3 separate regions of the Homo sapiens genome follow, and all the other regions are linked to region 3. Evidence: chromatin loops called from intact Hi-C (ENCODE). Cell type or tissue: dorsolateral prefrontal cortex. All regions are shown on one strand.

Region 1 (8,000 bases), 160 kb before region 3:
GTGTTGAATGAATAAATGAATACATTAGAAGAGGAAAAATATTTCAAAATAAATGAAGTATCTTTACAAGTATTTCTGTCTGATAGTTCGTTATGAGAGGAACTGCCTGGACCATGGAATATGCAGAAACTCCAGCAGAGATTCCCTCCAAAATCCTGGTTCTTGCACCCTCTTCAGGAGCCTTGGCTGAGCAAGTTATTTCAACCCAGACCCTTGGGAGGTGCCAGGTGGGGGTGTGTGGGTAAGGCCCTGGCTGCTGAGGGGAGTCTGACACTAATAGGGCGGGGTCATGTGGGTTGGAGGGATGGTCAGTTCTGATAATCGGAGGTGTACACACCCGGGTCGGTCTTTCATCTGAGCCTCTGGGGTCGAGGTCTGAGTCCTGGAGCAGTGAGTTATCCATATTCCTTACCATCCGTGCAATCAACTCCCCCATGTTCAGACCAGAAGGAGAGGTTCCATAGGTCATGTTCGTGCCATCCTGAGGCCCGATGGAGAATGTAGGGAACAACACAGGGGAGGGAGAGAACAAACACAGAAGGGTGGAAAGGGAAGGAGAGAGGAGAAAGAGATGGGACAGACAAAGGGAGAGAGGAGAGATCAACAGAGCACGAATGGAGGAAAGACGGAGAAAAGTGATACAGAAAAAAAGTTCATCCATGGTGTTGTGTGCTAACTGACCTTCCAAGCTGTCCATTGGGCGTGTTGGGAGAAGAAGGGGCAGGAATTCAGCTTCAGCCCCATCCTCCCCAATGGAAACCACTAAGATTATCATATCAATATACTGAGCAGCCCTCAGGGAAGGCATGCCCCCTGAAGGAGGCCTGGCCATGGGCGGCCATCTCCCTACCCTTGGCTCCTGTCTCAGTTCACAGCATTTCTTTGCACTGAAAGGTGCTGCAGGCTTAGCTTCTCCCAGGTAACAACACAAAGCCCACGTCTCAAGCGGGGAGGTGTGGTGAAAGCCCAGTGACTGGGAGGCTTTCTTAGGGAAATGGTGGGCTCAGGTCCACAGCCAAGTACGTGGCCAGCTTAATGGGAGCGTGCTGAGACTGAGGAGCACCAGCAAGGGAGGCCTCCACTGACACAGGCCTCTGGACTGATTTCCACTGACATTCCAGGGCTTGAAATGTCCTTGACCAGTGTCTTTATTGAAAATCCGGAAGAACTGTTCTCCCTTGAGAAATTCCCAGTCCTCAAAGTTGAGAGCCAGTTCCTGCTTCCTCAAACAAAACATTCGCTCTGTCCCACACAAAAGCTCTATGCTGCCCTTCATTGGGTAAAAGGCTTCCTGACACTTGGAGCTCCCCACCCTGTGCCCCACACCCCAGACTTACATCAATGGAGCAGCCCATGAGGGAGCCTCTCTCGATGGCTTTCTTCATGATCTTGTACATGTCACTAGGAGCATCCCTGATCTCAAAAAACTCTGCCACCCCTCCTGTGAAGTCCTCCATGGCCTCTGTGGTGTTCCCACCTTTCAGAGCTTCGTAGGAACCATGGAGCCTTAGAGAGAGGATGAAGACCAATTTGGGGTCACAGAGTTCCAGGGAACAAAACCCAGGTACCACTGCCACCAGAACTTTACCTCTTGGATGCTGTGATGTTCTTTCATCAATTCCACATTAACCCTATGAGCTCATGGGATGGAAACAATGATTCCCTTTCTTCATAATGAAGAAACTGAGCTCAAGAGGCTAAGTGACCCACCCAAGACCACAGAGAGCCAGAAGCACTGGGATTGAAACCCAGCTATCCCCACTTCCTGAGAGCTCTTTCCACTACATCCTGAACGTTGAGGAAGGGCTGCATTAAAGCCATTAGCAGCTGCCGGTGTGGTGGCTCACACCGGCAATCCCAGCGCTTCGGGAGGCCAAGGCTGGTGGATTGCATGAGCCCAAGAGTTCGAGACCAGTCTGGGCAACATGGCAAAACCCCGTCTCTACAAAAAAATACAAAAATTAACTGGGCATGGTGATGCCCGCATGTAGTCCCAGCTACTTGGGAGGCTGAGGTGGGAGGAGCACCTTGAACCCAGGAGGTCAATGCTGCAGTGAGCCGTGACTGCACCACTGCACTCCAGCCTGCATTACAGAGTGAGACCTTGTTTCAAAAAAATTTAAAAAATCCATTATTAGCATCTGGGGTGGAGCTTTTAAGTTGAGAGACAACATGGCTTTATAAATCTGCTATAAGCACATGAGGTTGAGCCAAGCGAGACCCTGGGATCTGAGCTCCAGAGATACAATGCTCTGATCCAAGACTTGCAATGCCACCATGGAGGTGCAATGAAAGAACTCGCTATGGTAAGCTAAAGCTAAAGGTCTTCTATGCAAATCTTCATTTCTACTCTTAAATTTAATGTTTTTAGTTAGAGCTGTTGTTGCCTGGAACTGATCTCTAACTTTGGGTCACAGTTGGACTTGCATGCCCACACATATGCACGTATAGAGGCACATGCCTCTTCCTGTGAGTGAGGTCTCGGCTGGATTTTGCAACCCACTTTCTCACCTCTAGCCCCACCTCACATTCTAAAGTGTTGCTTACTTAGCATAAGCCTTCTCCAGCAGAGCACTCCAGAACTCATTGCGGTGGTTGGACTTGGTGAAAACCAGTTGATTGTTGTACGTTGGCAGGCAGTCATCTATAACCACGTCCACCCACTCTCCATAGCGCCAGAACTGCACAGAAGCGTCACGCACAGAGTCACATACTCAAATTACTGTTAGGAAATGTGTCCTTCCTCCACATTCCTCAGGGGGTTCTTGAATCCCAAAGCAGCATCATTTCCTGGACTCTGCATCTGGGTGCCTGTTCATCCTATTTTGTGTTTGGGGTGTGTAAATCTGTCTCTAACTGGACTGGGTGCTTTTTGAGAGCTGGAAGTGAGTTACATATACTTCATGTCTTCCACAGAGTCCAGCCCAGTAATGGGTAGAGTAGGTGCTCCATGAGTGTCTTAGGATGTAAGATTTTCATTCTCCTGCTCAGCAGGTCTGGGGCAGGGCCTGGGTGTCAGCACTCTCAGGTGCCCCCAGCTGATTCAATGTGGCCAGGATTGGGAACTATGCAGTGAAGGCACTGTGCTGATTTAGGTATTTCTTGATGCCAAACTGAAGAACAAGGATTGAAACGGAGGAACAAAGTGACCCAGAATCTATTCTAGCTGTAGCAGGAACATTGTTCAATCATTTCAAGTTTGGATGTCGCTCTTTTTTGAATGAATCAGTTTGAACTGAAAAGGGCCAAATGTGGTTTAGTCTCCTTTTCAATGGCACTTTCTCCCTCATTGAAATGAGAACAGAAATCTATCTGATATTTGTATGTAAGGCCCTTTAGATCTGAGACCCTTTAAATATGCCATGTTCCCAAGGCGGCAGGAGGGGGAGTCTGAGCCTGGAGACAGACCTTTTCTGAGGCCTTCCGTGCTGAGGTGCAAGACCCGGGGAGCAAGAACTGATAATGTGGGTCATCCTGGGACATGAGGGAGCCTTTGAAGCTGGAGACAGGCTGACTCCCCAGCATCCCGGAAGCTACGAGACCCTCACAGGTAGAATTCAGTTTGGTTCTGCTCTAGCACCAGCTCTATGCCAAGGTGACTGGGACCCAGAAAATTTCCAGTAGCTGGATGGATTCTAGAACCATCAGATTCAGTTCTAGGGCAAACAAGAAGCCTGATCCCCAGGTTAAGCAGACTCTTCTTCCAGGGCTTGGAAGAGAGGAGTGATAGCCTTGGTACCGCCATGCCTTAGAGAGGAAGAAGTATACAGGAGCCCTGGACAGGGGTTCCTGTACAACCTGAAGGGTCCTGTGGTGTCACAGTGCTAATATCTTAGGGACCTACTTGAGAAGGGCTGCAGGCAATAAAAGCAGCCAGACAGCTGCAAAGACAAAAATAGACCCACAGTAAACAGGATGTCTTCCTGTCTTTCTGGGACATAGTGGAAGGTGGTGGGGGAGGGATTAGGGAGCCAGAGATAAGCAACTGCTTCCTCCCAGGCTTGAAGCCTTAAGGGGGTCCATGCCGACTGTTGCCGCTGCGGGTAGATGGGTGGGAAGTTTCCTCCAGCTTCTGGGAAGTCAAGGCCAGGAGACCAGCGGTGGGTGGCCTGCCGCTGGCCCTCTTAACTACACTCTCATTACCTCACCTGGAAGTGGAAGATCCCTGCGTAGTTTTCGATGAAACTTTGATCATGGGGTATGACTCGGAAAAGAAGGTGCTGGTTCAGGGTCAGGCAGGCAATGGCTGCGAGAAACCAGCAGTCCCCTGCAGGCAGACACAGGGCACAGATCGTGAGCACTCCTGCTCCTCCTGGGAAGAAAAAGCCCCAATCCCAGCCAGCCACTCCACTTCCCTGAACGGGGACTCCCTTGGTGCCCACTCTCCTACTTCCAGATCTGACCTTACAGAGGTGTCAACCCAGGGAAGGAGAATTGGACAGGAATTCCTTGACAATATGATCAACAGGTAACTTACTCCCTTGTGACTAGACATTTTCCTCAAGGCTGCAGGCAGTTCCTCCAACTGCAGTATAAACTCACTTCCTTTTTAGGCCTCAATGGAGACAGAGCAGTAGGTGATCATAACTGGGTTGTTCTTCCTAACACCTGTAGGAAATCTGCCCTGCCCTGTGCCTTTGCAATGTGAGTCCAATTCCTCTTCTGACTTCAGCGAAGACTGAGCCTCAGAGAACCATCCACCAAGATGATTTGTATTGGAAGGAAGGCCAGGTAGGCAGCTGCCCTGGAACCCGTCTATAGGGGGCAGTAAGACATTGCTGGCAACGGAATGAGCTCGGGACGTTTTCTTATTCTCTGAACCTCTTTTCTGACAGAGTACTGTATGTAGTTGGAGGTAACACTTTGCTCTCTTTCTCTCTCTCTCTCTCTCTCTCTCTCTCTGTGTGTGTATATATATATATAATAGGGGGTGTACCTGGTCACAGAGCTGCCTTCTAAGGAGGATGGGTTAAGTGAAATGCAACTGAGAGTGTGCAGGGGAGACTGAGAGCTGCCTGCAGCCACTCTCCCCTACCCTCCTTGGAAGCAGCCAGTCTTTCCTTGGAAAGAGGTTATTGGTTTGAAGGTCCCAGATTATTATGCCCAGGGCTCTGCAGGAAGCCTTCCCTCAGGTGCAGGAACCCAGATATTCATCTGATTTATTCTCAGCCTCCCCTTCTGGAATGAAATAAGCCAAATTCCTTTGGTCTTAGGTGCCCCCTTTTCCTCAAATTTAAATTGTTTCTGTTGGTGTTCTCTCCAATTTTACTTCACAGAGCTTGCTTATAGTCCACACCAAAGACAATACTTTCTGAACAAGAGGTCGAGAGAGAGGAAGATCAGATGGAGCAGTCAAGCTAACCAATCAAAGAGAAAATTGGATGCTCATCCACATGGCGGATGCCATCTTTGTGGAAAGACTCTTTTAAGATGGAGCTATGCTGGGGCAATTTAAACAAGGGTTCCAGTTACAAGTGCTTTCCTTGGCGATGCCTTTTGTGTGTGTATCTAGAATCTCCATGCCCAAGGGGCATGCTTGGTGCACAGTCACAGAGCTGTCTTCCAAGAAAGACGATACAGTGAAAAGCAGGGCTTTTGTCATGCTGAGTGGGGTATGTAAGTGTCCTTGAGATACTGGAGAGGAGGCCACAGGATGCAGATACCCCCTGTGATGCATGGCAGAGTGCTAAAGAGGCATGTAGGAGGAAATGAAGCAATCGCCAGCATGTAGATAAACGACCATAAAGCAACTGTTATAAAAAATCTTCCAAAAAGTTACTGGAAGCAAGCACAGATTGTCCCTTTACCTCCTGGAAGGGGATCACACCTTGTAATCACCCCTTGATCATCTGGCAGGATCTGACCTGAGGCACTTTCCTACCTAGCTCTCCTTGACAGATGTCAGTTCTGTTGGCTCCATCAATGATAAATCGGGGATTCTCGCAAATTTCCTGTGAAACAAAAAGGAAATGACCAGGTAAGAATAACAGTAGATAGACAGATAGATAGATAGGTATTTTTTTGAGACGGAGTCTCACTCTGTCGCCAGGCTGCAGTGCACTGGTGCAATCTTGGCTCACTGAAACCTCTGCCTCCGGGGTTCAAGTGATTCTCCTGCCTCAGCCTCTCGAGTAGCTGGGACTATAGGCATGCGCCACCATGCCCAGCTAATTTTTGTATCTTTAGTAGAGATACGGTTTCACCATGTTGGCCAGGATGGTCTCCATCTCTTGACCTTGTGATCCACCCGCCTCGGCCTCCCAAAGTGCTGGGATTACAGATGTGAGCCACCGCGCCCGGCCGCAGTAGCTATTATTTATTGAGTTCCATTATGTAGTGTTCCTGATAGTATTCCATTTGGCCCTGTGAAGGGAATACTATCATTGTTATTTTTCAGATAAGGAAACTGAGGCCCAGAGAGGTTAAGAAACTCGTGCAAAGACACACAGCTAGTAAGTAGCAGAAGCCAGAAACATGCCTCCTTTTTACATTGTCCCATGCTGCTTCCCACACTGTCATACTATTCGAGTAAGGATGCAACTTGAGAGTTAGGGCAGTGTCGGCTGGGCGTGGTGGCTCACACCTGTAATCTCAGCACTTTGGGAGGCCAAGGCGGGTGGATCACTTGAGGTCAGGAGTTCAAGACCAGCCTGGCCAACATAGTGAAACCCTGTCTCTACTAAAAATACAAAAATTAGCCAGGCGTGGTGACAGGTAATCTCAGCTACTTGGGAGGCTGAGACAGGAGAATCAAAATAATAATAATAATAATAAATTAATAAAAATAAATAAAATATAGATTCAGTGTTTTGTATTGTTTTTGAGACAGAGTCTCACTGTGTCGCCAGGCTGGAGTGCAGTGGGCGACACAGGCTGGAGTACAGTGGCGCGATCTCGGCTCACTGCAAACTCTGCCTCCCAGGTTCAAGCAATTTTCCTGTCTCAGCCTCCCGAGTAGCTGGGACTACAGATGTGTGCCACCATGGGTGGTTTCCATATTCTTAGTAGAGAGAGATGAGGTTTCGCCATGTTGGCCAGGCTGGTCTCGAACTCCTGACCTCAAGTGATCTGCCAGCCTTGGCCTCCCAAAGTGCTGGGATTACAGGCGTGAGCCACCGCGCCAGGCTAGTGATCTGGTTTTAGCCCCATTCTTCTCAGCTTCATGGAGTCTTGGCATTCCTGTGACACAGTTCAAACAGGGTCTCTCTCTCCACCTTCCCCCAACCCCCATCACAACAACCCAATATACCCAAGTGAGCTGAAGCTCCTGCACTCAGGGGTGTATACTCCTAGTAGATGGAAAGTCTTGCTTATGCTACACCCCACAGCATGCGTCCCATCTGCAACTCTGAGTGGAATGGAAGGATAAACCAAAACAATCGTTTTCAAAAACGTTTACCTATATGGGGAGGGAAGGAATAAGGTGGTAGAAATAGGGATGGAAGTAGAACTCTGAATATAACTGTTTAAAAATAGTTTTGACTTAGGAATCATGTAAAGTTTTAAATAATTAAGAGCCAAAATTAAAGAAAAAATTATTTTAAAAAGCCATCTGTAAAAGCTGAAAGCAAACCGAAGCAAAGGGACCTAACTGCATAACCATTCACAGAAAAATAATTACTTCAAGTCACTTAAAATGTAACATTTTGGCTGTCTATCCCTTTTGGAATATATCCTAAGGACAAAAACCAAAACCATAAAGAAATATGAACCTTGAATGTTATGAAGATACTAAGAAATATGAACCATAAGAAATAATAATATTGTCCAGGTGTGGTGGCCTACACCTGTAATCCCAGCACTTTGAGAGGCCAAGGTGGGAGGATCATTTGAGGCCAGGAGTTCGAGACCAGTCTGGGCAACATAGTGAGACCCCGTCTCTACAAAGATTAAAAGGATTAGTTGGACATGGTGGCGCATGCCTATAGTCCCAGCTACTTGGGAGGCTGAGGTGAGAGAATCGCTTGAACCTGGGAGGCAGAGATTGCCGTGAGCCAAGA
Region 2 (8,000 bases), 250 kb before region 3:
TTCCCATCTAGAAGACTGGGCTAATTACAGTATTTCAGAAAGCTTAATGGAATTTATGTATTTACCCAATTTAAGAATATATAAACTAAAGTTACTTTGCCTGGAATCATGTCACCTCAGGGTTTAAATACTAAATCTTCCTTATCGATTGAATACTTTGCTGGCAGTTATATTTTGATTTTTTAAGAAAATGAAAATGAGTATTCTTAATACATGCAGATTAGAAATGAGCTTGTGAAAGGAAAAAATAACTAAAAAGAGGGAGACTTTGGTTAAAAGGTTGATATAGAGTATTTCTATTATATTGTATGGCTTTATTTTTTTTATCCATTTGCTAGGGGTTGATGTTGTTGGCTTTGTCAAATAAAAGCACAGTTTGTATTTTAGTGCTTGGTTTTCAACCAAGTAAATATATAAAAACTCCACAGTAACTGCTATAATTTCTACCAGAGAGTCACACTCTTTTACTGACTTTATTGCTTCTAAGTTTCTTGTTCCTGTTTTGCTTTGGTGGTTAATAATTGGAAGCACAATTTAAAACATTTCTGGACGTATCTTTACCAATTTCTCCAACCCTTAGAATAGTGCTTAGTGCTCAATAAATGTTTGTTGAATGAAGTAACAAAATAACGCATGTAAGTAGTAATTAAAGTTGAAGTAGATGTTACATTATAAAGCAGTTAGAAGTAGTATGCTACAGCACTTAACATTTCTGTTTGAGATTTAAGAGATTATTAGTAATATGGAAAGTATAAATAATACTGTACCTATCCACAAAGGTATATTTCTTTGTTTTGGTAGCTAATTGACATTCAGCTTTCTTAAATGTCCATATTTTTACCCGATAATCTTACTTTAGTGTTTTGAATTTTATTTTTTATTTTTATTTTTTGAGACAGAGTCTCGCTGTGTCGCCCAGGCTAGAGTGCAGGGGCGTCATCTCGGCTCACTGCAACCTCTGCCTCCTGGGTTCAAGCGATTCTCCTGCCTCAGCCTCCCGAGTAGCTGGGATTACAGGCACGTGCCACCATACCCAGCTAATTTTTGTATTTTTAATAGAGACATGTTGGCCAGGCTGGTCTTGAACTCCTGACCTCAAGTTATCCACCCACCTCGGCCTCCCAAAGTGCTGGGATTATAGGCATGAGCCACCATGCCTGGCCTGAACTTTATTATTGAATAAAATTATTTAGGCATTCAGTAATATTATGAAGTGGGTTGCATGGCAAGAAAACTGCCGAGTAATCACAGGAGTGGAGAACCTTAGGCCTCTTTCATTGGTCCTTCTGCCATATTATCTAGGAGTTACAGATTAAACTGTGGTAGTTTGTAACCTCATTATGTCACAGTTTTAAAATCTCCTAAGGAATGTACCCCAAATGAGGAAGCAGATCTATTAGAGCCTGATGTTTTCTGTAGAAGAAGGAACAATGCTGCTTGGGGAGTAGATTTAAAATTTCATATAGAGCATCTCTAGCAGGGACTTGAGGAAAGTGTGCTAGTGCCAGAGGATTATGAAAGAGTAAACCATTGTTGAGTCTTAATCTAAACCCCTGGTATTTTCTTTCTTTCTTTCTTTCTTTTTATAGAGAGCCTTACTCTTACCCAGGGTGGAAGTACAGTGGCACAATCATAGCTCATTATAACCTCAAACTCCTGGGCTCAAGGAATCCTCCTTGCTGTGCCTCCCAAGTAGCTGGGATTACAGGCATGAGCCATAGTACCCAGCTAATTCTTTCATTTTTTGTAGAGACACTATGTTGCCCAGACTGGTGTTGAACTCCTGTCCTCAAGTGATCCTATCACCTCAGCCTCCCAAGGTGCTGTGATTACAGCTGTGAGCCACTGTGCCTGGCCTCAAACCCTGCTATTTACTCAGCTCAGTTACTAAACTCACATTTAGTAACCCAAGATGGATAGTTCCATTTGGAATAATCAACAAATACTTTTGAATTCCTTATGATATGTCATACACTGTTCTAAGTGCTAGACCGAACTATACTAGTGAACAAAATATGCAAAGTCCTTTTTCTCACGGAATTTAAATTTTAATTGGCAGAGACAGAGAATAACAAATACATACTATGTCAGGTAGTAAAAGATAATGTTCCAGATGTCACTTGTTCATAAACTATTCCAAAATTTCCTGGCTTAAAACAACTCTTGTATTGTGTCTCACAATTCTCTGGGTTGAAGAGGGCTTATCTGGATGGTGTATGTATTGGTCTCACTTGGGGGTCTCTCATTGGTGGCTGGACCTGGAGCCCCCAAGATGGCTCACGCTTCTGGCTGTCAGTTGGTCCTGCTTGTTGTTTGGGTACTCAGTGGGGGCCTCAGTTCTTTTTTTACCTGGCCTTTCCCTGTGGCTTTGGCTTCTCACAGCACGGTGGCTGGCTTTCAAGAGGGAGTGTAACAAGTGGGCAGAGGCAGAAGGTACAGATTTCTGAAAGCCCAGCCTCTTAAGTTATACAGCATCACTTCTGCCACATTTTATTGATCAAAATAGTTCACAGGGAGGGGAAACAGACTCCATCCACCTTTTCATGGATGGTGGCAAGATCACATTGCAAAAGAGCACATGGGGTAGCAGATATTGTTGAGGCCTTCTATGGAAACATGATCTACCACAGTGCTATAAAAAATTAAGCAGGTTAATAGGGGAATAGAGAAACTGGAACTATGTGGAGAGGTGGGGTGTCAGAAAGTGCAATATTATGTAGAGGGTTAGGCAGGGCCTCTCCCATAAGGCAATATTTTAGATACCTGATGGAAATGAATGAGCCACGGGAACCATAAGGACTTTTTAAGGAAGAATATTCCAGGCAGAGAACAGAAAATGTAGAGGTGCAAAGGTGGGAGGATCTGTGATGTGAACAAAGAATAGCAACGAGGGGAATGCAAGTGCACCAGAATGATAGAGGAAGAACGGGAGGGCATGCGAATGATTCGGAGAGGAAGAGAGAAACAGATATTGTAGCCATGGCAAAGACTAGGTTTTCTGTGAGTGAGATGGACGCCATTGGGAAATTCTGAGCAGAGGAATTACATACAGGTTGAGTTCCTTTATCCGAAATGCTTGGGACCAAAAGTGTTGTGGAGTTCAGATTTTTTCGGATCTTGGAATATTTGCGTACTTACTGGCTGAACATCCCAAATCGGAACATTCCAAATCTAAACTGCTCCAGCGGGCATTTCCTTTGAGCATCATGTTGACACCCAAAAAGTTTCCGGTTTTGGATCATTTCAGATTTCAGATTTCAGATTTTTAGATTTGGAATTTTCAACCTGTATATGTTCTAACTTAAACTTGTTTTTTTTTTTTTTTTCAAAGTTGGAGTCTTGCTCTGTCGCCCAGGCTGGAGTGCCGTGGTGCAATCTCAGCTCACTGCAACCTCCGCTCTTGGGTTCAAGCAATTCTGCCTTAGCCTCCTGAGTAGCTGGTATTACAGGCACCTGCCACCACACCCAGCTAATTTATGTATTTTGAGTAGAGACGGGGTTTCACCATGTTGGCCAGGCTGGTCTCTAACTCCTGACCTCGTGATCTGCCCGCGTCGGCCTCCCAAAATGCTGGGATTACAGGCGTGAGCCCCTGCACCTGTCCATTCTGAATTAAACTTTAAAAGAATCTTATTCTAAGAATCTTTGGCTACTCTCAAAACACTGTTTTGAGAATCAGCTGTGAGAGGACAAGAGCAGAAGGAAGGAGTCGTTTCAGTAGTAGGGTAATGCCGTGTGGGATGAGAGATGTGCTGGGTGGTGAGAAGTGTTGGAATTTGGCTATATAGCAAGGTAGGTCTGACAATTTCCTAATGAGGGTGGATATGGGGTGAAAAAGAAGGATCAAGGATGGCTCCCAAAATGTTTACCCTATGCACCTGGAAACGGAAAGATCTGGGGGAGGAGCAAGGTGGAGGTGAGGAAGATAAGACTTGTAATTTTGGTTATGTGAAGATGAATGTAAGAAGGTACTGAGGAGAAAAGGTTACTAAATGTTACTTCCTCATTGCAGCTGTGACGTTGAGTGCTTCAGATCTGGTCACTATGGTACGAGAACGAAAATGCATATTATGCCACATCGTGTACAGCTCAAAAAAGGTAATAATGGAAGAGGGAGAATCTGAGGCTTTATGACTATTTTTTAAAGAGACATGTTATTAATAGATGTTATTAATATTAATAGACATATGTTATTAATAGGAAAAGCTTTGACAATGTCTTATTTATGCTTCTTTTCTTTCCTAAACCATAGTCTCATTCCACTGGTTTCTTTCTCGTTACTGCCTCCTAAAGCCAGTACCTGTATTATTAAACTTCTGTCCATCCAGAATTTGAGCGTATTCAAAACTAGATGACACAGAAATTTAGTAACCAGTTATAGGGAAGATACCTTAAAATTCCAAGGTTATTTGAAGTCATACTGCTTTCTGTAATTTTAAAATCATGTACTTTTTGATTAGCTAAGGATATAGCATCTATTATATGTACCTACAATCTGTTTATGCCTATGCTTGTGAAAAATGCAGCACAGCAGAAATGGTATTAACAATATCCTAGATGTCCACAAGGTGGGGATGTTGCTCAAAGTAAAACTTTTTTTTTGAAATGGAGACTTAACTGTGTTGCCTATGCTGGAGTGCAGTGGCGCAATCTCAGCTCACTGCAACCTCTGCCTCCCCAGTTCAAGTGAGTCTCCTGCCTCAGCCTCCCAAGTAACTGGGATTACAGGCATGTGCTGCTGGGTATGGCTGATTTTTGTATTTTTAGTAGAGACAGGGTTTCACCATGTTGCACAGGCTGGTCTTGAACTCCTGACCACAGGTTTTTCACCTGCCTCGGGCCTGTCAAAGTGCTAGGATTACAGGCATGAGCCACTGTGCCCGGCCAAAACATCTTTTTAGGACCTAAAATTGGCTGCAATTTGTGTCACTTTTTGCCTTTACCTGCCTTTATCATTTGCTTTCAGAGTAGTGCTGCTAGTTTAAATACTGAGGAATTTATTCTCTTTGCTTTTAAGATGCTCTTGATTGTTACTGGAAATGCAGAGAACTGGGAGGATCATGGGCTAGGTTAGCCAGGGAAGTGTGAGTGGAAGTGGTAAACTTTGAAAAGTGTCTAGAGTAACGATGGTTTAAGAGAAACGAGGAAGAGATATTTTGGGTAGGAGAACAACATGTACAGAGACAAATGGAATGGAGTATGACAGTTCTAGGAGTTGGCAAGAAGGCTCATCTGATTAAAACAGTTTTGCCTTGGGAATAGCAGGACTGTAATTTGTAATTAAGTGAAGATAGTTGATAAACAGTGTTGGATGCCAGACTGAAGGGTCGATTATGATCCACCAAGTAGACTTGGGTGGATACTATTTTTTTTTCTATCTAGATTTCTGTTAGTGATGGAAAAATTAGTGAGATTTAAAAATCATGTTTAATAATATACCTGCTACTGTTTACAAAAATAGAAGAATGCTCTTCTAGTTTTAAAAATTTGATGAAGGTTTATACAAATTGTCAATAAGTCAGAATTCCTTATGACTACTTTCACGTTGGACAGAGGTAGGGAGAAGATGTGAGATGGAAAGGCTGCTGTTCAGAGATGTGATATCAGAGTTTCATAGAATAGCAGCCCTATCTTGTGATACCATGATTTTGTGATTTTGCCATTTTAAATCTTTCTGGCTCTGCTACTCTGGTTTCAAACATACTTTTATCTCTTCATACTTTTCCATGATCATAATGAAGTTAAATGAAGGGCTGGAATTATCTACTCCTGCCCTAGGAAAAGCTGATTGTAGTTTTTATTTATTTTCCTTTTTTTTAAAAAAAGGAAAAGCTGGTTGTAGTTTTTATTTTTATTTTTTGCCTTTTTATTTTTTTTTAAAGCAAGGGAATGGCCTGCTTTAAGTGAGTGGTATGACTTAAGAAAGTAACAAAATGGGTTAGTTGGAAGGGATAACTGATACTTATTTTCAGATAGGACTATGAACAATTGGTGTTGAAGCCATGCTTGTCTCCAATTTCCCAAACTAGTGTAACTCTGGTTTCTCCAAATAAACTATGGAGGAGAAAAGGTTCTAAGTGACTTGAGTATGGGGAAAAGCTGTGTAAGGTATCCCTGAGTATCCTGAGGCCCATTAACATAAAATACTGAGAAGCCCTGGAGTTAAATATATGTGTATAATAGAGATGGAGTCTTACTGTGTTGCCCAGCCGGTCTTGAACTCCTGGCCTCAAGTGTGAGCCACTACACCTGGTCATATTTTTTGTATTATTCAATGTTTTCCACATGTGTTTAACCATGAGTCCCCCCTCCCCTCCAACCAACCCAGCCTTTAAAAATATAATACTGATTAATATACAAGGCCTAAATAGAAGCCTAATACATGAGAAGGAATGCATTTGGGGCTATTACCTTAATCCTGTGCCTGTGGATCTTTTTTCTTTTCTTTCTTTCTTTTTTTTCTTTTTTTTTTTTTGTTGTTGTTTTGTTTCATTTTGAGACAGGGTCTTACCCTGCTGTCTAGGCTGGAGTGCAGTGGAGCCATCTCAGCTCACTGCAACCTCTGTGTCCCAGGCTCAGGTGATGCTCCCGTCTCAGCCTCCTGAGTAGCTGGGACTACAGGCATGTGCTATTTTTTAATTAAAAATTTTTTTTTGTAGGGATGATGTCTTATTAGGTTGCCCACACTGATCTTGAACTCCTAGGCTCAAGTGATCCTTCCACCTTGACCTCCCAAAGTACTGGGCGTAATTACAGGTGTGAGCCACCATGTCTGGCTGAATTTTTTCTAATGATTTTTGAAAGCTCAGTTGTCTCAATGTTTGTATTCATTCCTTGGAGCAGGATGGGAGAAGGTTTTGCATGTAAATTTAGGACAAGATTAGTGAAGTGTTTTAAAAAAAACAAAAGTCACATTAAAACTATTAGTGGGTGATAACATTTTTATAGTAAGAAGAATCAGTTTTTTTGTCAGACAAACCCATTTCAGTGAATGCTGTTTTGGTCAGGAATGGTTTTGTTGTAAGGAACAGAACTCACTTAAATTTAGCTCAAGTAAAGGGGATTAGGCATATTGGTAAGCATCTAAATCAAGGAGGAATTGAATAACAGGAAGCATTGAATAACAGGACTTGAGAAGTTTTTTTTTTTAGACGGCGTTTTGCTCTTGTCGCCCAGGCTGGAGTGCAATGGTGTGACCTCGGCTCACTGCAACCTCCACCTCCTGGGTTCAAGTGATCCTCCTGCTTCAGCCTCCTGAGTAGCTGGGATTACAGGCATGCGCCACCACGCCCAGCTAATTTGTATTTTTAGTAGAGACGGGGTTTCACCATGTTGGTCAGGCTGGTCTCGAACTCCTAACCTCAGGTGATCCACCCGCCTCCGTCTCCCAAAGTGCTGGGATTATAGGCGTGAGCCACCGTGCCCCACCGAAGATGTGTATATTAATCGATTTTTCATTCTATTCTGTCACTAACTTGTCTTAGTTTTCAGGTCCACAAGTGTTAATTTTAGTTAGCGGCCAGTCAGTTGTGGCTAGAAGAGGTCATGTGTAAAGCTACTCTCTCCTTATTTTTTTATTTTTTATTTTTTTTGAGACGGAGTCTTGCTCTGTCTCCAGGCTGGAGTGCAATGGCGCGATCTTGGCTCACTGCAACCTCCGCCTCCTGGGTTCAAGCGATTCTCCTGCCTCAGCCTTCTGAGTAGCTGGGATTACAGGCACGCGCTGCCATGCCTGGCTAATTTTTGTACTTTTAGTAGAGACGGGGTATCACCATGTTGGTCAGGCTGGTCTCGAACTCCTGACCTTTTGATCCGCCCACCTCAGCCTCCCAAAGTGCTGGGATTATAGGCGTGAGCCACCGCACCTGGCCTACTCTCTCCTTATGAAGCATCTGTAGAGCTAGGAAGGAAACGATGGTAATCTTCAGTAAAATTGCCATTTAAAAGAAGTGTTTTGGCTGGGCACAGTGGCTCATGCCTGTAATCCCAGAACTTTGGGA
Region 3 (8,000 bases):
TGTTTCTATTTTTTTAATTTTAAAAATCAAATTGGAAATTGGTGACTGTGGACCGAGCTCGAGATAAAATCTTTTGGCTTTTTTCTTTTAAGTGAGCATTTCATCTTGATTTTGCACTTCTTGTTTGTGTACCTAATCATTTAGTGTTAGAGTCACTGGCTGTGCTGGTCCTGCTCTGCCTTTTAGCCTCTAGCAATTCTTAAATGCTTTGAAACTTATGAAAAGATTTTGATCCTTAAAATTTGATTTCAGGAACTATGTAAGGTGCTTTGACTTTTCTGAAACTCTGTATGTTCAGCAGGTTTTAACCCTTATGGAGTGAGTGTTTTCTTGCCTCATTCAAAAGCTGGCTTGGAATTGTTTGAAGATTTCCACCCTTCAGAATAAATAATTGATTCATTTACAGGCAGAGTCAACCAGCAGATAACAAACAAGCTTCTATTTGAGCAATCTTTTTCTCCTGCTCTTTAAAATTAAATTTATATATTAGGGGCTTGGCCTGATGGCTAAAGGATTCAAGTTTTTGGACTTTATCTTATTGAATTTGTTTTGGTTTTTATATATTTGGTCCTATTAGCAGTTTTCATTATTACTGACCTGATAGATTGTGACTGTTGAAAAACTGTGAATGTAAACAAAATTGTTTTGTGAATTTGAGTGGGTTGCTGTATAAGAGTTTTCAGTTAAAGTGTCCTTGGACTAAATAGCCAAAGCTTTTCTAGATTAGTATCTTTCTAAGTGTTTTGTGAACCTCTGCAAGCGTTGAGAGAAGAGGGAGGTGGGAATGGATTGTACAGTAAGATAACCCAATGACTAGGTAACAGCTACGGCTCTGTAAGGGCAGAGCAAGTGCCAAATCCCTTATTTTTGTATCTGCTTCTCATTCTGAAAATTGAGCCGGGTGCAGTGGCTCATGCCTGTAACCCCAGCACTTTGGGAGGCTGAGATGGGCAGATTGCTTTAAGCTCAGGAGTTTGAGACCAGCCTGGGCAACATGGCGAAGCCCTATCTCTACAAAAAATACAAAAATTCATCAGGCATTGTGGCTTGCACCTGTAGTCCCAGCTGCTCGGGAGCCTGAGGCAGGAGAATTGCTTGAGCCCTGGAAGCGGAGGTTGCAGTGAGCCGAGATCGCACCGCTGCACTCCAGCCTGAGTGACAGAGTGAGACCCTGTCTCAAAAAGAAAAGAACATTGAACGTGAGAGCAGATACCATTTTTAGTAGTCACCAATTCCCCTCCTGTTTTTCTCTGGCAACTTCTACTTGAGAATAATGTTCTGAAAATGGAGAGTCATTGCTTTTGGAAGCAAACCATATGAGCTTCTCAACCAATTGTAAGGTCCTCTTAATTCAGGATAGTGCAGGCAACTGATGGCAGGTTCCTTAAGATGGCATGAGGGGACTGAGTGTAGATCTCTGGGAGATTATAGGCACGAGTATAATTATGACCCTCAACTAGATTTGCTGGACAGATGAGAACAGAGCTACCCACCTTAAAGGGAGAGAGAAGATGATGTTAACTCTTTGTCCCTTGCCTGTTACTCATGTTCACTTTATCTTCTGCCATTTCTCTATTTATTTTCTGTCTTTTTTTTTTGTTTCTCTAGAAAGCCTCTTCCTTTCTCTTTTTTATATTTTTTCTCTTGTGATTTTGTACATTCTTACTTTATTCTGGTTCTGTCTTCTCTTTAATGTCTCATTGAAAATGATGACTTCCGGCCAGGTATGGTGGCTCGTGCCTGTAATGCCAGCACTTTGGGAGGCCAAGGCAGGAGGATCAGTTGAGGTCAGGAGTTTAAGACCAGCCTGAGCAACATAGCGAGACCTTATCTCTACAAAAAAATTTAAAAATTAGCCAGGCATGGTGGCACATGCCTGTAGTCCCAGCTGCTTGGGAGGCTGAGGTGGGAGGATCGCTTGAGCTTCAGTGGTCAAGGCTGCAGTGAGCCGTGATTGTGCCACTGCACTCTAGCCTGGGCTAGACCTTGCCTCACAAAAAAAAAAGGAAAAGAAAATAAAATGATGACTTTCTTATTCATCTTGAGGTGTTTGTGAGATTAAGTGAGAATAAGAGAGCTATAAGGCCTCTGAGAGATCTATAAGTTTATTGGCATGACCCCAGATCCTTAAAGAAACCTGAAAACTAATTGGCTAGCTTACTGTTTTTTCCTGAATGTTGAATTCCTTGACCTGCAAACACATATTTATTAGCCTGACTCAAACAATGAAGCTATTAAAACTTCGGAGGAACATTGTAAAACTCTCTTTGTATCGGCATTTCACCAACACGCTTATTTTGGCAGTGGCAGGTAAGTCTGGGACTTTCTTCTTGGAGTTCAAATGTGATCTGTTTAGAATGGACATTCTTAACCTGAAAGGCCATGGGTGGACATAGAAAGTTTTGTATATTTCACTTGGAAAAGGGTTCTTAGCTCTTGTCAAATTCTCAGAAGGATCTGTGGTTTTTAAAAAGTTGAGAACCATTTATTTTATGTACAGTAGCTGGAAATCAACCTCATATTTCAGCTCTTCATTTATCCCTCTTCTATTTGCATTCTTTCTTGAGGCATTCTTTTTCTTGAGGTTAGTTAGCTTAAGTGCCAGAGAGTACTCCTTTTAGAAGACATTACCACATGTTTGTTTAGTTTTATTAAATAGTTGTAGAATTTTAGGGTGCATTGCTATTATAGTGGTTTTACATATGTCAGCAAGCATATGTAAAAAATTGACATTAGGTGGACTGTAACCAAACTAGGCTAATTTGCCTACCTCCTGACCCTTGTACCAGGAATAGTGAGGTCTGATTTATGATTGGAACTAGCTCTTCTGTTTGTGTTACAGTCGTTTTATCAGCCATTTTTTTTCATCTGACCAGCCAAAGAAAAATTAGCATTACTATACTAAGGATAAAAGGAGAAAAAAATTATATTGATAATGCTGGAAAGAGCTATATTTCCAATACCTTATTTTCCAACCACACTGGTTACTGATGTAGCCAGATGGCAAATAACATTATTACCAAATTATTCTTTAAATAGAGAAAGGATTGGCCAGAGTATGTATCATGAGCCTTGCTGATAGCAGGTATACAGTCCTTTTGTATTGAATACATTTGTTAAAATAACTGATAGAGTTGTGATGTATTTGGGGGTTCGGGGTGTGTGGGATTCCACTTAACCGGAAATGGGGGAATGTAATTGGGGATGTAAACCAGCATTCATACTCTGACCTGGTTTTTCATTTACTGTTAGCATCCATTGTGTTTATCATCTGGACAACCATGAAGTTCAGAATAGTGACATGTCAGTCGGTGAGTTATAAGCACATTTATGAATAATGTACTGTCTTATAAACAACTGATGGTGTTGATGACAGTGGTAAGGTTCTTCTAAGTTATATACCTTATAAAAAATTAGAGCTAGGTCTCTACTCTGAGGGTTGTGATACTTCCCTCCTCCTAAGTATTCTGTACTATCATGGTGCTTGGTATAGTAGTTTTTTGTTTGTTTTTTCTGACTGTATTCTCCCAGTTTTGGGAGAGAATTTTGTAAGTTATAACTACAGTGTGCTATAACCCAGTCTTATTTTAACTAAAAATCTTAAGAAGTCCAGAGTACTAAATATTAAGTACCATATGTGTAAATAATACTAATCTGAATAGAAGCCACATCCTTAAGATCTGAGCTCAACGACTGTGACAGTAGGATTTCTTCAGAAGCAGCTAAGGCTCTTATTTTGTTCAATAAATAATGAAAATGAAAATTATAAAGTATACCAACCTAATGTAACTTTCTCTTACACTGTATAAGGTAACTTTCTCTTAACCCTGTATAAAACCCTTTCTTAAAGCTTCTCAGAGGGATGATGAAGCTTTGACAAATACTCTGTTCCGTTGATGCATTTTCTTTAACAACAGTAAGCACTACAAGGGCAAAAACTACATTCATTCACTTTGTTTCCCCACACTTACCACAGTACTGAGCACGTAGCAGGCTCTTAGTAAACATAACTTGAATGAACAAATAAGTGATTTTTGTTCTATGCCAAAGGCTTTATGAACAAGGGGTTAAGATAATGTGTATAAATGTTGTACTTCTCCCCTGTATTGTAGGACTGGCGGGAGCTGTGGGTAGACGATGCCATCTGGCGCTTGCTGTTCTCCATGATCCTCTTTGTCATCATGGTTCTCTGGCGACCATCTGCAAACAACCAGAGGTTCTTGGACTCTTCTGTTTACTCTGCTAACATGAGATGACCATGTCATCAATTAGGGGTGGTGCATTGGGGGACAGTATCAGGGCTGTGTCATATAGTGGAAGGAACACTGGGCCTGGAATCAGAAGAACTGGGTTCCTATCTCAGCTCTCCTCTTAACTTCATGATTTTTGGCATGCAGCCTCTCCACCTCTCTGGCCTTAGTTTCCTTTCTATATACTGAGGGGGAATTAAACCCAGCAACATGAAGTTCCTTTCAGCTCTGACATTTTGTGATAAATACACAGGCATACTATGGAAATAAATTGCAAGTTTGGTTTCAGACCATCACGATAAAGCAGATATTGAGTTACATACATATTTTGTTTTTTCCAGTGCATATCAAAGTTATGTTTACACTATTCTGTAGTCTACTATGTGTGCAATAGCATTATGTCTAAAAAATATATGCACGTTAATTTAAAAACACTTTATTGCCAAAAAAAAAAAAAAAATACCGACACAGGGGCTGGGCGTGGTGGCTCACGCCTGTAATTCCAGCACTTTGGGAGGCCAAGGCAGTTGGATCACCTGAGGTCAGGAGTTCGAGACCAGCCTGACCACCGTGGCGGAACCCCGTCTCTACTAAAAATACAAAAATTAACTGAGTGTGGAGGTGGATGCCTGTAATCCCAGCTACTTGGGCAACTGAGGCAGGAGAATCGCTTGAACCTGGGAGGCAGAGGTTGCACTGAGCCGAGATCATGCCACTGCACAGCATAGGTGACAGAGCGAGACTCCCTCTCAAAAAAAAAATGCTGACACACAAAGTGAGCACATTACTGTTGGAAAATGGCACCAATAGACTTCCTTGACATAGGGTTGCTGCAAAATCTGGGAAGCACAGTAAAATGAAGCACCATAAAACCAAGTATAACTGTAAGTATTTGTATAGTAAACAAGGGAGATAGATATATAATCTATTGTGTCAACCAGGCACGGTGGCTCATGCCTGTAATCCCAGCACTTTGGGAGGCCAAGGTGGGCAGATCACATGAATCCAGGAGTTTGAGCCAACATGGTTTCGGCCAACATGGCAAAACCCCACCTCTACTAAAAATACAAAAATTAACCGAGCATGGCAGTGCACACCTCTAATCCCAGCTACTCGGGAGGCTGAGGCACAAGAATCGCTTGAACCCGGAGACAGAGGTTGCAGTGAGGCGAGATGGCGCCACTGCACTCCATCCTGGGTGACAGAGTGAGACTGTCTCAAAGAAAACAGAAGATATAATTGTATCACTTACACTGAGTCTCTCCTGTCTAGTGTCTAGAAGGAAAGAAAATTTCTGTAACCAGCAGCCCAGCTCACTTTGTAATGATAGAAAGGGTAAAATTAAAACTTACATAACCAACTTTGAAATTAAAAATGTATGTGTAAATCTGATTTGTCCAACTATAGGCAAATTTCAGTCATTTAGGAACTGCCTAGCTTTATTTTGTGATTATGCCTTCCCCCCCCCCCCATTTGCATTTAGACGGTTAAGAGCTTATATTAAACACCCATACCACCAAAGAAGGAAAAGGGTAGCATGATATAAATGACTAATTTTATAACCAGACCCAATGAAAGATTGAAATAGAAAATAGGTGAAATCCTTTTACTCCATGAAAATGGCCTTGCTGTCATTTCAAACTATGCACTTTATATGTGTTTATCAAAAAAAGTCAGAATAGAGAAAAGTAATGAAAGAAAATAAAGGAGATCTGAAATCACACTATTGAGAAAGAACTTTTACATTCTGGAGACCCTTCTTTTATATCCGTCTGTTGATCTACTGGTTACTCACTAGCTATATTTGTATTTAAATATTTTCCCTTCCTCAGTCATTAAAAAATTTTTGCGTTACCTTCCCTCTTCTTTTTTTCCCCCTTTTCTTTTAAAACATTGCCCCCTTTCTCTGTGACTTCAGTGTTAACTGCATATTATAATGTGTCTTTTCCCTGTTCATGTATGGAATCTTACATTACTCTTGTGACAGTACATTGTGGAGATTCCTTCCAGTGTAACAGGTTTAACTGAACTCATTCATTTTCATGGATAGCATAAATATGGGACATGTGTAGTACAGTTAAATTAACATATTCTCTTATTAATGGGCATTTGGGATATTTCCAGTTTGAGGTGTGTCAGGGTCCTCAAGACCATCCTGATGTTCAGTGATTTACTAGAAGGCCTCATGGGATGCAGCGTACAGTTATACTCACAGTTAAGGTGTATTACAACAAAATGGTGATAGCAGGTAGAGTCTGGGGAAATCTGTATTTTCTTTCCTGGTGTTCGGTCTCTCTTCTGAGGAAGTACATCAAGTCAGTTCTTTTCCCCAGCAACAAAAATGTAGTAACACATTGTTTCTGTCTGGGAAAGCCCATTAATGTTCAGCACTCAAGATTTTTATTGGGCAGTGTTACCTCCTCCCAGCCAAATATGTGACAGTATGCACAGACTATTGCCAATGTGGGAAACCCATTTGAGCTTTCAATGTCCAGAGTTTTTACTGGGGCTCAATCACATACTGTCTCTGTTGCTGACTTTTAGTTTCCAACCCCTCCTGGCAGTCATGCTAATACCATTTCCTCTGGAGGTCAGAGCTGATATGGCATGGCCCAAAGCCCCTATCATAAACCATACTGTTACACTGTCAGCCAAAGTCCCCAGGCAAATAAAGACAGGACATGTTATGGGTGTCGGGATCACCTCACATTAGTCAATGAAGGTTAGGTTCTCACTACACACTGGCACATGCTCAAGAAATATTTAATGAGTGGGCTTGGATTTGCTAGGTTGAAGGATATGTGTAGATTGTAATTTTTAAAGTATTTCCAGATTACGTTCCCAAAAAAAACCTGAAAGAAATTGCATATTTAACAACAATGGTATGAGAGAGGTTTTTTCTTCTTCCCTTGTTTTATGTCCCATCATTTTATTTAATTTCTGCAGATTTGGTGGATGAGAATTAATATTGTTACTTTTTGCATTTAAGGTTGGATCTTTAGCTTATTTTTTATTGGCTTATTGATCATTGTCTCTGTCCATTTTCAGCTGCTATAACAAACTACCACAGACTGTTTGTTTATAATGAACAGAAATTTGTTGGCTCGCAGTGTCAGCATCTGGTGAGGGCCTTCTTACTGGGTCGTCACATGACAGAAGGTGGAAGGGCAAAAGGGAGAGCCCACTCCAGAAAACCCTTTATGTAACAGCATTAATTCATTCATGAGGGTGGAGCCCTCATGACCTAAATGCCTTCCATTAGGCCCAACTCCCAACACTGTCACCCTGGGAATTAGGTTTCAACATGAGTTTTGGAGGGGACAGACATTCAGACTGTAACAATCACTTATGTATTGATTCGTAGGAATTTATTTATTTTGAGATGGGGTCTCGCTCTGAAGCCAAGGCTGGAGTGTAGTGGAGCAACCTTGGCCCACTACAACCTCCACCTCCTGGGCTCAAATGATCCTCCCACCTCAGCCTCCTGAGTAGCTGGGACCACCGGTGTGCACCACCACACTGGGCTAATCTTTGTATTTTTTGTAGAGATGGGGTTTTGCCATGTTGCCCAGGCTTGTTATAAACTCCTGAGCTCAAGCGATCTGCCTGCCTTGGCCTCCCAAAACGCTGGGATTACAGGCGTGAGCCACCATACCAGGCCCAATTTGTAGGAATTTCTGATATATTTTGTATGCCAATATTTTGTTTGTTCTAAGTATTGCATATATTTTCTGCCAGTTAATAATCTTA

Evidence for each region. Peaks named below come from ENCODE experiments on the same cell type or tissue, not always from the same donor. Only the 100,000 strongest peaks of a DNase experiment are listed, where the experiment ranks them.
Region 1: a loop joins it to region 3, with 3 times the contacts of the local background. A loop is called at or near these places in 4 of 110 quality-filtered maps.
Region 2: a loop joins it to region 3, with 5 times the contacts of the local background. A loop is called at or near these places in 7 of 110 quality-filtered maps.

What each region holds. Positions count from the first base shown.
Region 1 is chr15:42,382,434-42,390,433 of GRCh38, reverse strand. It overlaps CAPN3 (calpain 3), which reads right to left. Exons shown (of 24, transcript NM_000070.3): 2 at 5,882-5,951; 3 at 4,149-4,267; 4 at 2,548-2,681; 5 at 1,338-1,506; 6 at 338-481. It overlaps LOC105370794 (a long non-coding RNA gene), which reads left to right and starts at 4,403. Exons shown (of 3, transcript XR_932178.3): 1 at 4,403-4,468; 2 at 4,615-4,731; 3 at 5,277-5,887. RefSeq lists enhancers at 3,699-4,898, 5,393-5,948 and a silencer at 5,524-5,706. In dorsolateral prefrontal cortex, CTCF peaks have their summits at 4,561 and 4,764; no DNase peak of the experiment used is centred here; H3K27ac peaks cover 2,345 bases.
Region 2 is chr15:42,468,334-42,476,333 of GRCh38, reverse strand. ZNF106 (zinc finger protein 106) reads left to right here. Exons shown (of 22, transcript NM_001366845.3): 2 at 4,013-4,098. The coding sequence starts at 4,045. Among named protein-coding and RNA genes, the nearest start is that of ZNF106, 19 kb to the left of the region's middle. In dorsolateral prefrontal cortex, a CTCF peak has its summit at 4,550 (motif pointing right); a DNase peak (open chromatin) is centred at 4,656; H3K27ac peaks cover 2,242 bases.
Region 3 is chr15:42,223,022-42,231,021 of GRCh38, reverse strand. It overlaps TMEM87A (transmembrane protein 87A), which reads left to right. Exons shown (of 20, transcript NM_015497.5): 13 at 2,202-2,310; 14 at 3,253-3,311; 15 at 4,113-4,216. All of the region lies in intron 2 of VPS39-DT (VPS39 divergent transcript), which reads right to left. Among named protein-coding and RNA genes, the nearest start is that of VPS39-DT, 19 kb to the right of the region's middle. In dorsolateral prefrontal cortex, CTCF peaks have their summits at 3,950 and 4,149; a DNase peak (open chromatin) is centred at 4,151; H3K27ac peaks cover 2,518 bases.